2 separate regions of the Homo sapiens genome follow, and region 2 is linked to region 1. Evidence: chromatin loops called from intact Hi-C (ENCODE). Cell type or tissue: ascending aorta. All regions are shown on one strand.

The links. Hi-C counts contacts between places; a loop is a spot of excess contacts. Peaks named below come from ENCODE experiments on the same cell type or tissue, not always from the same donor. Only the 100,000 strongest peaks of a DNase experiment are listed, where the experiment ranks them.
Region 2: a loop joins it to region 1, with 2.3 times the contacts of the local background. A loop is called at or near these places in 6 of 110 quality-filtered maps.

Annotation. Positions count from the first base shown.
Region 1 is chr1:161,398,068-161,400,567 of GRCh38, forward strand. TRV-CAC1-1 (tRNA-Val (anticodon CAC) 1-1) reads right to left here and starts at 1,705; the gene lies at 1,633-1,705. RefSeq lists enhancers at 1,119-1,258, 1,266-1,865, 1,866-2,465 and a silencer at 1,599-1,678. In ascending aorta, a CTCF peak has its summit at 1,479; DNase peaks (open chromatin) are centred at 1,294 and 1,764; H3K4me3 peaks cover 2,068 bases; H3K27ac peaks cover 2,500 bases.
Region 2 is chr1:161,040,477-161,042,976 of GRCh38, forward strand. It overlaps USF1 (upstream transcription factor 1), which reads right to left. Exons shown (of 11, transcript NM_007122.5): 3 at 2,357-2,406; 4 at 2,079-2,194; 5 at 1,640-1,741; 6 at 1,175-1,370; 7 at 848-935; 8 at 338-396; 9 at 100-194. Among named protein-coding and RNA genes, the nearest start is that of TSTD1, 2.8 kb to the left of the region's middle. RefSeq lists an enhancer at 1,281-1,440. In ascending aorta, a CTCF peak has its summit at 1,197 (motif pointing right); a DNase peak (open chromatin) is centred at 1,213.

The sequences.
Region 1 (2,500 bases):
GCATACTTGAGATTCATGTTGTTGTATATGTGAGCAGTTCCGTCCTTTTTTTGGCTGAGTAACATTCCATTGTATGGATCGGTCTTTCACTTGTTGATTGACATTTGGATAGTCTACAGTTTGGGGCTATTACAAATAGAGCTGCTATGAATGTTTGTGTACAGGCGTTTGTATGGGCATATGCTCTATTTACTCTTGGTAAATACCTAGGAGTGGAATGGCTGAGTCATATTGTAGTAGTTTAACGCTTTTAAAAACCCCCAAACTGTTTTCCAAAGTGAATGTACCATTTTACATTCCCAACAGCAGTGAATGAGTGTTCCGGTTTCTCCACATCCTTGCCAACTTGGTATGGTCAGTCTTTTAAATTTTAGACATTCTGATATGTGTGTAGTGGTATCTCATTGTGTTTTAAATTTGCGTTTCCCTAATGATTAATGACGTTGGACATCTTTCCATGTGATTATTTGCAATCCACATATCTTTTTTTTTTTTTTGAGATGGAGTCTCGCTCTGTAGCCCAGGCTGGAGTGCAGTGGCGCGATCTCAGCTCACTGCAACCTCCGCCTCCCTGGTTCAAGCAATTCTCCTGCCTCAGCCTCCTGAATAGCTGGGATTACAGGCACCCGCCACCACGCCCAGCTAATTTTTATATTTTTAGTGGAGACGGGGTTTCACCATCTTGGTCAGGCTGGTCTGGAACACCCTGACCTCGTGATCCACCCACCTCAGCCTCCCAAAGTGCTGGGATTACAGGCGTGAGCCACCGCGCCCAGCCCCATATATCTTTTTTTTAATCAAGTGTCTGTTCAAATTGTTTGTCCTCCTTTTAGGAGAATTGTGAAAATCTTTTAATTAAAAATGTACATTCTTTCCACCTGATTTAGAACCTAAAAATCTTGAAAGGAAAGAGAAAGAACTAACATTTTCGTGACTGAGAACTGGATGGTGACAAATGAGAAAATAAACACAGTAAAGACAAGTTTGGGGGGGTGACAGAGCAGAGCGAGTTGTGATCCCCGCTCCGTCACCACGTTCGTTTCGTTCCTCTGGACTACTGAGTTAATGATACCGGCAATCAGCGCAAAGCGAGATAATCACCAGCGCACTCTTGGATCTGTATACAGGTTTGTAAACTATGTGGAGGAAACCGACCCATCGCAGTCTCGGCCGAAGAGGCCGGAGCCGGAGCCAGAGCCAGAGCCTGAGCAGGGTCTGAAAAAAGGACCGGCCGTTCAGGACTAGGCCCTGAACTACAACTTGCTCCTCAGGGGTCCGGGTCGGAAGTGACGACTTCATTCACTGAGCAGCCATTTCCGGTTCCCAGTGTGTCCGAAGTTCCTTCTGGGTGTCAGAAAAGACACAAAAACTGACAGGGCGGAACCGCGACACGGTGCCTGATGATATCAAAAGGTCTCACGGCTCCGGAGGGACCCAGTCGCCCACAGCCGCCAGGGGCGCCGCCGGCTCCGAGCCCGTTGTCGAGAGCCGCTCGGCTGCTGGGGTCTGCCCTTCAGTCCTTCCAACTCTCCTCGGACCTAGAGTTCCGGGATCTCACTGCGATCTGGGCGAATTCTTACGTAGAATTCGAAAGGATATGGGGAAGGAAAAAAACAAAAACGGGAACCACTTTGTTTCCGCCCGGTTTCGAACCGGGGACCTTTCGCGTGTGAGGCGAACGTGATAACCACTACACTACGGAAACCAGGCGGTGGCAGGTTTTCCACAAATGACTCTGAAAAGTCAGAGGCTCACCACTGTGTCTCTGACCCACGAGAAAAGTACCCGGGCGGGCCACCCACAGCTTCGGGATCGGGGCGCGCAGGGAAGTAGCCAGCAAAGCAGGTAAGTCCCGGGCTGCTCGCGGCGGGGTCATGACTGAGGGCACAGGGGTGAACTCCATGGTGCTTCCTCAGGAAACTTCCGGCGCAGTCAGGGCTGCAGCCAGAGCCCGGAGATAGTTGGGCAGGGCTCCAGGCGTCCCCGAATGCTCGTCGTGGAGTTTTCCTGATCCTGTCGGGTCCCTAAGGAACGCTTGGCGGGGAGCGTGGACGCCCTGGGGCCAGGCCACCGCGGTCACTGAGAGCCACCCCCCCGGAAACTGGAGAAAAACGGAGTAGAAGAGACCTAGGGGACAGACTTGGCCGGGTCAAGGGAAACCAGCTCATATTTGGAACAAAATACGCCTTATGTTTGCCCAGCACTGAATTTAGAAGCATTTTCACATTCTCGAGTTTAACTAGTTTTGCAACAGTGCCACGAGCAAATTATTAAACGTGTTTTAAAGATGAAGAGACTGAAGCTAGGTAAATTGGACTTGGGTAAGATGGAAGCGCTACTTAACGTTAAGGAGAGTCTGCGACCCTGATGTTCTCAGGCTGTATCTCGCTTAGTGGGACTACACCTTATTATTGTCGGAGGAAACAAATGAAGAGGAAAGAGACCGTGAAGAGTATTCCTGGAGGGACTCAAGATACCGCTGTAGGTAGAACCCCAAGAT
Region 2 (2,500 bases), 360 kb before region 1:
AGACTACTGTCATGTGTGCCCCTCTCTCTACCATTTCTGGAAACAATACCAGGAGGCAGAATTCAGGCATCCTGCCCACTACCAGGGTCTTTCCATGACCTGGCCAGACTTGGTGCTCTCCATAGAGCAGTCTGGGATTATCTTGGAGAGCTGCACGATCCAGTTGTTGATCTTGTCTCGGCGGCGACGCTCCACTGTGGGGCAAAGTGGAGGACAAGGTGACTCAGTGAAAACTCGCCACAAGTCCCAGGGTAAAATTACCTAATCCCTCCTCCCCTCAGACATCACTGCTGAGATCACACCAGACAGCTTCTAGCTCCACCCAGATCATACCTACCTTCATTATGCTGAGCCCTGCGTTTCTCATCCCGAGTCGTCCGGGGAGCTTCTGACTTCCTGACAACAGAGCCCAGGGTGGCCAGAGTAAGAAGACAAAATACATGATTGAAGTTTGGGGTTAAGGAATTATACAAGATTTAGCAGGTATTAGGACCACTTATGGTAGCTAGGTGTGGTGTCTCACACCTGTAATCCCAGCACTTTGGGAGGCCGAGGCAGGCGGATCACTTGAGGTCAGGAGTTCGAGACCAGCCTGGCCAACATGGTGAAACCCTGTCTCTACTAAAGATACAAAAATTAGCCAGGGGTGGTGGTACATGTCTGTAGTTCCAGCTACTCAGGAGGCTGAGGCATGAGAAACGCTTGAACCCTGGAAGCAGAGGTTGCAGTGAGCTGAGATCATGCCACTGCACTCCAGCCTGGGTGACAGAGCAAGACTCTGTCTCAAAAAAAAAAAAAAAAAAAAAAAACCACTTACGGAATCTGAGAAGAAACAAGGGTCACTCACGGGGAATAAGGGTGAGTCCTAGGGGCAATTGAGCGCTGGCTTCCTCCCTGCAGTACTTCTTGTGGTGACATCATCACAAAGAATTGACCTGTGAAGATGCAGGGTAGGTTCTGTCAGGACATGGGTAGGAACCTCACCAAGCCCTGAGGTGAAGACCCTGGTCCCCTCCTCTAAAAAGAACATGCTAATAGAAGAGCAGCCCCAGACTCACTGCCTGTCCAGGTCTTAATGATCACTAAGAGTCATGAGTGAAGGCTCACTGCCTACCAGTCATGTCCCACAGCCTATTCTAGCCCTTTCAGCCAGCATCCTCATGCAATATCTCACCAGTGCCAGGAGGGGTCGCCTGCCCCAGCAGTGCCTCTGAGCCCTGGGTAGTAACAACAGCAGCTGTACTCCCCGATGTGGTACCCCCTGCCCCATCTCCCACTGCCGTGCTGGGGAAGTAAGTATAGTGCGTCTCAGCAGCTGTCCCCTCCGTGTCAACTGCATCATCACTGGTGAAAGCACCCTGGATCACCGCCTGGGAAGGGGAGCAAGAAAACTGATTCTGGTAACAGTCAAAAACTTCTTCCCACTACACCACTCTGCAGCTTCTATCCGTTGGGGTGGTAGGTAGGGTGGAGAGAGAGAGAGAGAGAGAGAGAAACATCCAGAAAAGGAGAGCCTAGTGCTTTGGGACAAGGCAGCCTTAGATGCCTCACTGTTCCTAGCTTCACCCCCATCCTACTGATTCCCTTCTTCATCTTACTTCTCAGAACTCTAGTGACCTCCCCAGCCCATACCCTGTACCTGGGTCATGGATTGAGTGGCAGGGTAGCCACTGATGGCGCCAGTTCCCTCAGTTTGGCCATCCAGCTGCCCCTCAGACACCTGGATCACCCTGTACATCACCTAGAAGTGTAGAGGAAGGCAGAGGGAGTGAAGAGAGAAGAAAAGATTAAGTGTTGGGAATCCTAGGGCCCCTCATAAAGCTTCCCTTGGATAGGGCCCCAAAACAAAGTCCTTCAGAGACATGGATTCAGCCATTCTCCCTTCTTTCCCCACACAGAGGTTTCAGCATACATCTAACCTCACACCAGTCTCTACTCCAGTATTAGCACCTCCCTCCCCTGCAACAGTCCACTCTTTCAACTCATCCTCCAAGCCAGGTCTCCCCAAGACATGTTCAATTACCTCCCTCAATCCCAACCCCAGATAACACCTGCAGCCACCTGGCCCCCTCCCTTACCTGGCCCCCATTCTCAGTTCGGAAGACGTACTTGACGTTGGGGTCAGGGAAGGTGGCAGCTGACTGGATGCTGGCAATAGCCACACTGGTTGGGTCTTCCCCAGTAGCCACTGCACCTGAATTAAAAGAACAAAGGAAAAGTCTGTGAGTTAACTGCCTTTCTACCCCCGTTCCATTTGCATGTCACGGAAGGAGGAGGATGCACAGGAGATGGTCTGGTGGGGAAGGAAGGGAGGCCATGATGGGTTCTTAGTCTTGGTTCTGTTTCTAGCACTCACCTTCCTGAATCTGCACTGTCCCCTCTTCCGTTTCAGCTGTTTTCTGCTGCCTGTTTGTGGTGAAAGGACAAAAGGAAGAGTATGAGAAGAAGTCAATGAGAAGCTCACTGGCCCAGTAACATATGGCTGCAAACTCATTGGCAT